Regions from separate parts of the Homo sapiens genome. Here region 2 is linked to region 1. Evidence: read pairs that join two places in POLR2A ChIA-PET (ENCODE). Cell type or tissue: OCI-LY7. All regions are shown on one strand. Each heading gives the region's core, and the rest is flanking DNA. Links, peaks and the distances in the headings are about the cores only.

Evidence for each region. ChIA-PET counts read pairs that join two places held together with the same protein. Peaks named below come from ENCODE experiments on the same cell type or tissue, not always from the same donor. Only the 100,000 strongest peaks of a DNase experiment are listed, where the experiment ranks them.
Region 2: POLR2A ChIA-PET joins it to region 1 with 5 read pairs; 1 of 35 experiments calls an interaction of 5 or more read pairs at or near these places.

What each region holds. Positions count from the first base shown.
Region 1 is chr5:157,828,670-157,834,047 of GRCh38, reverse strand. All of the region lies in intron 1 of CLINT1 (clathrin interactor 1), which reads left to right. Among named protein-coding and RNA genes, the nearest start is that of CLINT1, 28 kb to the left of the region's middle. In OCI-LY7, for the core only: CTCF peaks have their summits at 4,625 and 4,827; DNase peaks (open chromatin) are centred at 3,177, 4,007 and 4,835; H3K4me3 peaks cover 3,283 bases; H3K27ac peaks cover 5,000 bases.
Region 2 is chr5:158,563,130-158,568,507 of GRCh38, reverse strand. No RefSeq gene overlaps it. Among named protein-coding and RNA genes, the nearest start is that of LINC02227, 160 kb to the right of the region's middle. In OCI-LY7, for the core only: no CTCF peak of the experiment used is centred there; DNase peaks (open chromatin) are centred at 3,257 and 4,507.

The DNA of each region.
Region 1 (5,378 bases), core at 175-5,174:
CTTTAAGAGAGCAAGATTATTTTGTGTCCCCAGGTGTATGGAATCCAGAGGGGGAGACGGGTAAATAAACAAACATGCCTGTTACAATACACTGTTTTTGTTTTTTGAGGCAGGGTCTCACTCTGTCACCCAGGCTGAAGTGCAGTGGCACGATCACGGCCCACTGCAGCCTTGACCTCCTTGTGTTCAAGTGATCCTCCCACCTCAGCCTCCTGAGTAGCTGGGACTGCAGGTGCACACCACCTTGCCTGGATAATTTTTGTATTTTTTTGTAAAGATGAGGATTCACCATGTTGCCCAGGCTGGTTCAGAACTCCTGAGGCTCAAGTGATCCACCTCAGCCTCCCAAAGTGCTGGGATTGCAGGTGTGAGCTGCCACACCGGTCTGATACACTGGTTTTAGTTGTAATTCTAGGTAGTAGAAAGCAAAGGGTGCTATGAAGAGCGTGTACACAGACTCCCAACTGTTTTGGGAGTTAAGGAAGGTTTCTTGGAGGAAGTGGCATTCAAGCTATAAGACCTGATGATCAGGTGGAGTTAGCTGGAGAGCAGGGACAGAGAGAATAGCCTGTGCAAAAGGCCTATTCTTCAGGAGAGAATGACACATGAATGGGACTGAAGAAGTAAACTGGTATCTCATATGAAGGACCTTTTATATCTTGTTAAGGATTTTGAACTTCCTCCTTTTTTTTTTTTTGAGACAGAGTTTCTCTCTGTCACCCAGGCTGAAGTGCATTGGCATGATCTCGGCTCATGGCAGCCTCCACCTACCAGGTTCAAGCTATTCTCCTGCCTCAGCTTCCCAGATAGCTGGGATTACAGTCATGTGCCACCACGCCGGGCTAATTTTTGTATTTTTAGTAGAGACAGGGTTTCACCGTGTTGGCCAGGCTGGTCTCGATTTCCTGACCTCAAGTGATCTGCCTGCCTTGGCCTGCCCCAGTGCCGGAATTACAGGAGTGAGCCACCGCGCCTGGCCTGGACTTCTGCTTAAAGGCAATAAGGAAGCCTTTACTAGATTTAAAATAGGAGCTCAGTTTCAATTAGTAAGGATTTGTATTTCATCAAGAGCTCTCTTTGGCCCTAGTCTGGTAGAAGATGAGTCGAAGTAGAGAGACTAGTTACAAAGCTGTTCCCAATAATCCAGGTGAAAAATAGTGGTGACCCTAGATTAAGGTAGTATTGGTGTGGGTAGGGAGAAGTGGACAGTCATATTTGAGAGGTACCTAGGGAATAGAATTGCAAAGACCTGGGAGTAGATTGGATATTCAGTGGGAGGAAGGGAGAGAAGTAATCTCTCAAGTGTTGCTCAAGCCATAACCTTGGATGGTACTGTCCACTGATACAGTAGGAGGAAAATGTTTGAGGGAAAGTAGTGATGAATTTGTGGTGCACTAACATGGCCAACACTAAATATTAGAAAGATTAATGTGGTCATGTAGAAGATGAATGAAAAGAAGATACCTCAGAAGTGGAGAGATAGTTAAATGGCTTTTGTAGGAATCTCAGCTAGAAGTGTCAGTATTCTTAAGTGCAGAACTAACAGGTGTGGGAAAGTAATGGGAAGTAGACACCAAACAAATAGTTCCCCAAAGATGGTATCAAATATCCCAGTGACAGCTTGCAGCCTGCTCAGCTTTATGATATGCCCCTGAGATCATTTTTCAGGACAAAAAGTAGTGAAACTACCTTTATTTACTTCTCAAATTTACCTTTATTTACTTCTCAAATATACATAGAAAGTAATATTGTAAAAAGCAGCTCTGGCTGGGCGCTGTGGCTCAAGCCTATAATCCCAGCACTTTGGGAGGCTGAGGGGGGCAGATGACTTGAGGTCAAGAGTTCAAGACCATCCTGGCCAACATGGCAAAACCGCATTTCTACTAAAAATACAAAAATTCGCGTGGCAGCACGTGCCTGTAACCCCAGCTACTCTGGAGGCTGAGGTACAAGAGTCGCTTGAATTTGGGAGGTGGAGACTGCAGCGAGCCGAGATCCTACCACTGCACTCCAGCTTGGGGGACAGTGCGAGACTCTGTCTTAAAAAACAGTGGCCTGGCGCACTGGCTCACGCTTGTAATCCCAGCACTTTGGGAGGCCGAGGTGGGCGGGGGTGGATCATGAGGTCAGGAGATCAAGACCATCCCGGCCAACGTGGTGCAACCCCGTCTCTACTACAAATACAAAAATTAGCTGGACATGGTGGTGTACGCCTGTAGTCCCAGCTACTCAGGAGAGTAAGATGGGAATCGCTTGAACCTGGGAGGTGGAGGTTGCAGTGAGCCAAGATTGTGCCACTGCACTCCAGCCTGGCGACAGAGCAAGACTGTCTTAAAAAAAAAAAAAAAAAAAAAGGATATTTTCACTCTTGGGACTTGATAAAGCTAGTTTATTTTTATTATCTCCTATATCCTATACATATTTAATTGGCCCCTATGAACAATGTTACCTCTTTATGAGGGGACCCAAAGAAGTAGCTGCTGGTGTGAGAGTGAGAGATCATCCATCTTTTTTATTGTGCTTTTTGTTGTTTCTTTGTCCTGCTATGTGTTATAAGTAAGGCCGGGCACGGTGGCTCATGCCTGTAATCCCAGCACTTAGGGAGGCCAAGGCCAGATCCCTGAGGTCAAGAGTTTGAGACCAGCCTAGCCAACATGGTGAAACCTTGTCTTTACTGAAAATACAAAAAAAATTAGCTGGGCAGGGTGGCATGCGCCTGTAGTCCCAGCTACTCGCAGAGGCTGAGGCAGGAGAATTGCTTGAACCTGGGAGGCGGAGGTTGCGGTGAGCCAAGATCCTGCCACTGCACTCCAGCCTGGGCAACAGAGGGAGACTCCATCTCAAAAAAAAAAAAAAAGTAAAACACGAAGAAAAAAGAAAGCTGTTTAACATAAGGTTATTAAATGAGGGTTATTAAGAAATTAAAACTAAAAGCTAAAAACAAGTGAGAATTTTGAAAGGATTACAATAAAGTTTAAACTTTTTTTTGTTTGTTTGTTTTTTTGAGACAGGGTCTTGTTCTGTCATCTAGTCTGGAGTGTAGTGGCACTATCATGTCTCACTGCAGCCTCAACCTCCCAGGCCCAAGCAGTCTTTCCACCTCAGCCCCACCCTCCACCCTCACCTCCAGTAGCTGGGACTACAGGTGTGTCCTACCACGCCTGGCTAATTTTTAGAAATCTTTTGTAGAGATGGAGGTCTCACTCTGTTGCCCAGGCTTAAATGTGTTTCTATATATATATATATATATAGAGAGAGAGAGAGAGAGAGAGAGAGAGAGAGAGAGAGAGGGAGAGAGAGGGAGGGGCAGGGAGAGTGGGAGGGGGAGTGTGTGTGTAGAGACAAGGTCTCTCTATATTGCCCAGGCTGGTCTTGAACACCTGGGCTCAAGCAGTCGCCCCACCTTGGCCTCCCAAAGTGCTGGGATTACAGCCGTGAACCATCTTGCCAGCCCTTAGGTATTTTGTTTAAACCCAACAAAAACCCATGTTTTTGAAGTACAGTATTTTTAAAAAGCAGTGTGAAGCATTTACTCTTACGAAAAGAATAAAGCAGATGATGTTGAAAATAAGCAAGGTAGGAAACTAAGATTAACAGTAAAAAACGAGTTTTAAAAAATGAGATTTAAGGCAAAATAAGAGGCCGAAAGCTACCTAACAAGAATATTAAAACTTAAAAATAAAAGACTAAAGGAAAACCTATTCATTAGGTAAAAAATAAGAAATAACAGATACCAAAAACAAGAATGGCAAGATGAAAGTATAAACTAAAAATATTTTTGGAAGTTTGAAGAAAAGGACGACTGGTTGCAGTGGATGATGCCTGTAATCCCAGCACTTTGGAAGGCAGAGGTGGGTGGATCACTTGAGCCCAGGAGTTCGAGACCAGCCTAGGCAACATGGCGAAACCCCATCTCTACAAAAAATATAAAAACTAACTGGCGTGGTGGCATGCATCTGTAGTCCCAGCTACTTGGAAGGCTGATGTGAGAGGATCGCTTGAGCCTGGGAGGTCAAGACTGTAGTCAGGCATCATCGCACCACTGCACTCCAGCCTGAGTGACAGAGCAAGACCCTGTCTCTAAAGAAAGAAGAAAAGGGCAATTTTTTAGAATAGCATATACCAAAATGAGTTTCTTGGGATACTAACAAGATGTTCCAGGAAAAGGATAAGTTGTCACAAAAGTTTTAGAAATGTTTAATATTGGCGGGGCACAGTGGCTCACGCCTGTAGTCCCAGCACTTTGGGAGGGCTGAGGTGGGCAGATCGCTTGAGTCCAGGAGTTTGAGACCAGCCTAGGCAACATGACGAAACCCTGTCTTTACTAAAAATACAAAAAAAAAAAAAAAAAAAAAAAATAGCTGGGTGTGGTGGCGTGCACCTATAGTCCCAGGTACCTGGGAGGCTGAGGTGGCAGAATCTCCTGAGCCCAGGGAGGTTGAGGCTGCAGTGAGCTGAAAAATCACACCACTGCACTCCAGCCTGGGCAATTGGAACGAGACTGTCTCAAAAAAAAGTGCATTATCTCTCTTGGAGACTCACAATGCACCATTAAAATAATAGTCTCTGAGAAGTGTTACATGAATAAAGTTGCCCTTGTTTAAACATTTTTCAGACCTTCCCTGGAACCCTTTTTTGACATAGCACCTATTATATCTTCCAGGCAAAGTATTTTTCACAAAACATCATTTAGACTACTGTTTTAAAAAAATTAAAAATGAAAATCTTGGAAGTTTTAAAGAAACATAATAAGAGAAATCAGCTGGAAATAGAAATAGTTTGAGTTGGGGCTGTCATTCCCAGTCTTTCCTGTTGAGGGCACAGTGTTCCACAGCTAGCCTAGGGGCAGAGAGCAACTTGACACCCTTACCTTCTGGCCCTTCCTCCACCCAAAGCTGTCTTTTTAGTGTTTTTTGTTGTTGTTGTTGTTGCTGTTGTTGTTGTTTGAGGCAGAGTCTCGCTTCCATGCCCAGGCTGGAGTGCAATGGTGTGATCTCCACTCACTGCAACCTCCGCTTCCCGGGTTCAACCAATTCTCTTGCCTCAGCCTCCTGAGTAGCTGGGACTACAAGAGCACACCACCATGCTCAGCTAATTTTTTTTTTTTTTTTTTTTTTTTTAAGTAGAGACAGAGTTTCACCATATTGGCCAGGCTGGTCTCGAACTCCTGATCTCAAGTGATCTGCCTGCCTCGGCCTCTCAAAGTGCTGGGATTACAGGTGTGAGCCACCGTGCCCGGCCCTTTTTAGTTTTTATCTATGCAGGTGGTGCACTGATAGAATACAGACTGCTGAGTCAGGGGAGTTAGGGGTGATCCCCAGCAAAATTAAATCAGCCCAGGGATACTTCTTTAGCAATTTGAGAGAAGTTTTACTACA
Region 2 (5,378 bases), core at 301-5,300, 730 kb before region 1:
AGAGTTCAGAAGGGGAAGACATCCCTCCTAGGTGGCAGGAAGATGCATTTGTAGGAGTTGGCATTATAGCTGGTCCTTGGGAGATGAGAGTGACTTGGAGACAAGGTGAAGGAAAGGTTTCTAAGGAGAGAGGATAGTGGAAACAAAGGCATGAACCAAGAAAACCTGGGGGTGATCATCAAGAACAGTGCCTCGCTTTGTTTTGCTGGAGCCCAGGTTCAGGAGGAGGAGCAGTGGGAGGCAAAGCTTTCATTTCTCCCTGTATTGGTTCTCTTCCTAAATATTTCAGATGAACAGAAGCCACAGTTTAGAGAAAGAGGTGTTTAACCAGGTAACTGGTCCTGAGCAACTAGTCTCATATTTTCCTTGTGCTGTGACATATTGTAATTCCCAATTTGGAGAATGCATCAGTCAGGACAGGCTCAGTCATATTGTAGTAATAAACAACCCACACATTTCAGTGGCTTGAAAATGTTAACAAAGGTTGGCTGGGCGCAGTGGCTCACACCTATAATCCTAACACTTAGGGAGGCTGAGGTGGGTGGATCACAAGGTCAGGAGATCGAGACCATCCTGGCTAACACGGTGAAACCTCATCTCTACTAAAAATACAAAAAATTAGCCAGACGTGGTGGTGGGCACCTGTAGTCCCAGCTACTCTGGAGGCTGAGGCAGGAGAATGGCATGAACCCGGGAGGCGGAGCTTGCAGTGAGCCGAGATGGCACCACTGCACTCCAGCCTGGGCGACAGAGTGAGACTATCTCAAAAAAAAAAAAGAAAGAAAGAAAGAAAGAAAGAAAGAAAGAAAGAAAGAAAGAAAGAAAGAAAGAAAGAAAGAAAGAAAGAAAGAAAGAAAATGTTAACAAAGGTTTTATTCTCATTCATGCTATGTGACCACTGCAGATCCTCTGGGGACCCTCCTCTACTCCAAGCTGTCCTCGGCCAGAGATTCAGGCTGAAGAAGCCCTTATGGCCTGGAGCTTTGCCTGTTTCCCTGGGAGGTGGAAAGAACAGGAGCAAATCATACATTGGCTCTTAATGTATTAAATCTTAATACATTTGCCCAAAGGGGACCCAGGTCACCTCCACTCACATCTCATTGGCTAATGCAAATCTTATGATCACATCCAACTTCAAGGAGCCAGGAAAGATGCAGTCTTACTGTGTACCGAACAGAAAACATGCTAGAAATATTTGATGAATGGCACTTGTGAAGACTACGGAGAATCTGAAGGTAATTTTTTCCAAGATATCCAAACAACTGCCTCAGTCTGTGTATACTATGACTGGATGAGTAGTTTTTTGCAGTTTCATATTTTGGTGCTTTGGCAATTTAAGTTGATTATGGAATTTATTTACATATTTCATTGAGAGTTTTTAGAGAAATTTACTTTAAAAACTTCTTACCATTATAAAAATTCACCTGGGTGCTGTATGCATTCTCATGCTTCCCACTCTCCTTTATTTTTTGCCACTCTGCACTGATGTCTATTGTTTGAACTACAGCATCAAGTATTACTTATGCATTACCCTAAGATTTTCTCTAGTTCAGGGATGCATCACCACTTTCTCCACCTTTGGCATGACAGACATTACTAATCAATCACAGTCCTTTTTTTCTCACTGATCCCAATTTGAACCCTTCTCATTAGAGTGTTCCAGCTAGCCACTGCCACTTGATCAGAGTTTTAAAATGAGATAAAACCAATTTATCATCTTATAGCAGAAAAGAAATGCTGTTTAAAACCCAGACTGCTTCCTAAAAAGTCAGTAACATATTAATAGGAAGGCCTTTATTCTTTCACATATTGATTGATTTATGTATTCCTTCCTTGAGTTAACAAGTATTTATTGAGCACCTACTATGTGTCCAGATACTGTTCTGGGCACTGGGAATGCTGATGGGCTTGGCAAGCATGGCCCCTTCCCCCATGGAACTCATATTCTGATACTGGTAAGCATGTCAATGAGTCTGTGTATGCAAGTTTGGGAGCAAGAGACAGAAGTGAACTGTACTGCAAGATAGAGGAAAGAAAATTCATATGGGAGAAACCTGATTTGGAAAGTCCAGAGGAGGAGCTGAGAGCCTGAACACTCCATAGGGAAATCCAAGAGAAAAAGAAATAGTTCCAGCATTTCCATCCTCATTCACCCTAAAGGTCAAATAAATTGATCAATACTTACTTATACATTTGCTAAGGTTTGATTGTTTATCTTTCATTGAGGTCACTATTTTTATAGATTCAGTCATTCATTCATTCGTTTGTTTCTTTATTTAGTGAATTATTTTCTGAGCACTTACTAGGTGTCAGATAATAGACAGTTCCACAGGAGTTTAAATACAAATCAGAAGAAATTCTACCTTAAAGGAGTTCCCATGTTGAAATTTAGGGGGCTGAGCAGGAACAGCAGGGCAACTGAGGAGCAAATAATTACTTGGTAGAGCAGGAATGGAGGTGATGGTGCCACAGAGGAAGGAGTGATCACTTTTGGTTGCACAGAAAAGGCTCTGCAGAGGGTGGAGGAAAGTGAGGGGAATCTTCTGTGAGGAAGAGAAGGCCAAGGGTATTTTAAGCAGAGGGAAGGGTATAGTAGAACACAGAATGGCAGACTGGAGTGAATCTGGAGAGTTCGACAGGGATCAGTAGCTTTGGAATGTTGAGGCAAGACATGAGGTAGGGAAGATCTGTAGACTTAAGCCAGGGGAATCAATGAAGTTCCTAGGATGAGGTGAGCAGTAGGAGTAGGAAGAACATTTAGGGGCTCAAGATTCTCCTCAAACCACTGAGATCACAGCCCCCAGATGCCACCTATTTCATCCGCACATAGAAATGCCCTGATACTAATTGTGCATTTGCCTTCCTTGCTCTGCTCTTGAACTTGAGCCCTCCCCATGCTCTACAGCCCTTTGTGTGAAATGCAACAGAACATGACCGTTGCAAGAGTGTGTATACCCATTCAAAAAAGAATCATAACTGCTTGAAGGGTAATCTCTCAGCTGGTGGTATGAAAAGCTTCATCTTTAAACCTGAGCCAACAGACCACAGCACTGGAACACTTGTGTCCTTAAGACTATTTTCGGCTGGAAGTCCAGAGTTGCAAGCATGTAGAACTTCACCTTTTGATCACAGTGAGGAGTTGGGCTTGACTCTGAACAGTGCTATCTTCAAGTCTTTTAAAGAGTCATCATGCAGTGGATGCTGAAGGCTGTATTTGTACACTTCTCTTTGTTTGCAAGTACAGAGAACCCCCTTGAACTAACTCAGGCCACAATGGGAGTTTATTGTAGGGATGCTGTTTGTAGCATGTGCCTATTTCACTTCCTTTTCTCTTTGGGGATTGACTTTTCTTGTTTGTAGTTTCATGTATGTGATGAAGCAATACAGCATGCTCTCTACACCCTTTTCTCTTCCTTGGCATGCAGAAAGACTTAATTTCCTTGCTCCTCTTACAGTTATGTTTGAGCTATCTAATTTAATTCTGGTCAATATAATGTATATGAAAGTGACATACGGCGTGACCCTGAAAAACATCCTCTGTGACCCTCTCTTCCCTTGCTGTGACAAGCTGGTGGTCATGTGTTCATGTGGCATTCCTACAAGCACGAATGTGAAATACACTTTTACAGTGTTAAGCCACTGATATTTGAAGCTTGTGCTACTTGTCACAATAGACAAGCCCCAAATCTCAGGAAAACTCGGTCTTTTGCAGCTAGTAGAATTTCATTTCCTTTACTCAGGAGACCAGACCCACTGAGACCTTGATCTCATTTCTACTTTCCTAGAGGAGGGACTCTGATTGGTCTTCCATTAACTGAAGCCAGAGCAGAGGTCAAATGGCCAAAACATCGTTTCTCCCACAGGAAGCATGTGAATCAAGGGGGTGGGAGAATCAGTTCTTAGAAAATGGAGGATAGAGTCTACATAGGGTGGGCCTGACAAACAACTGGATAGATATTTCTGCATAGAATCTTCCCAATATACTTCCAGGGAGGAGTGGGAGAGAGACCTACACTGAGCATCTTTCTCAAGGCCCAAGGCCCTGCTCGGCCAAGGCTGGCCTCTGCAGCTTTCCGGTTGGCCTGAGATGCAAGCTGAGTTCAGAAGGACCACTCCTTTCAGAAGGTCTTTCACCCCATCCCAGGATCTCTGTCATGGTTGCCAAGGAGGCTTCCACCATGAAGTTCCAAACTAGGACTCAGACCATGAAGCTGCAAGTCATTTTTCATAAGCCACTGAGCAGCTGTTAGATTGTTAAGGAATTTGACTCAGTACCACCCAGGAGCAAGATTTTGTGGACAAAAAATGAAAAGCCTCCAAGCTTATGACATAGCTGGTCACGCCCTCTGGTCCTGTTAAAGAAGATTCATCTTCTGAGGGAGAACAAAGCCTTGCCGCCAAGTATCCTGGGCCACTGGGGCAGATGCAGCTCCTCTAGGTCTCCCCACTGCTGTTTCCCTAAAGACCTCCTGCCTGTGGGGCTGTGGGGTGTTCTGTAAAGGCAAATAAGTGTTTCTGGCACACCCTCCATTGACAGCTGTCTACAGAGGCAGACAGGTCTGATTTGCATATGGTGCATTTACATGTGGAAGAATCCTCCAAACCTTTTAAGTCCTCTGGATGTAAATGCCAGCCACAGGGAGCGTGAGGGGAGTCAGTGGTAGCTCAACATAAATATGGATATTTTTTACAAGAGGGTGGAGGAGCTGGCTGGCAAGACTAGCGAAGTTCTTTGATAAATCTACGGACATTCCAGGAAGAGCAGGGTGGAACAGTTTGGAACATGGAGCCTTGTTTAAGGGAGCGAATAGAACCTTCTCTTGAAGGACAAAGACCAGACGATCATACAACACAGGTCATCTGCTGGAAACCTGTGGGGACTGAATGGTTGACAATGACCTTGTTATTTCTATTTCCAAAATATATCTTTTTTTTTTTTTTTTTTTTGAGATGGAGTTTCACTCTTGTCACCTAGGCTGGAGTACAATGGCATGATCTCGGCTCACTGCAACCTCCACCTCCCAGGTTCAAGCGATTCTCCTGCCTCAGCTTCCTGAGTAGCTGGGATTACAGGAACCCACCACGACATCCGACTAATTTTTGTATTTTTAGTAGAGGCGGAGTTTCACCATGTTGGCCAGGCTGGTCTTGAACTCCTGACCTCAAGTGATCCACCTGCCTCGGCCTCCCAAAGTGCTGGAATTATAGGCCCAAAATATACCTTCAATGCATCTAGTCTCCATGTCTATTGCCAACCCTTTTGGCCCTCCTGGGCTACTGCAAACAGCTCCTGACTGTCTCCCTATTTTCACTCTTGCCCACTTCCAGTCCACTCTCATGAGCAGCCCAGGTAATCTGCTTAAAATTGGAGCATGAGT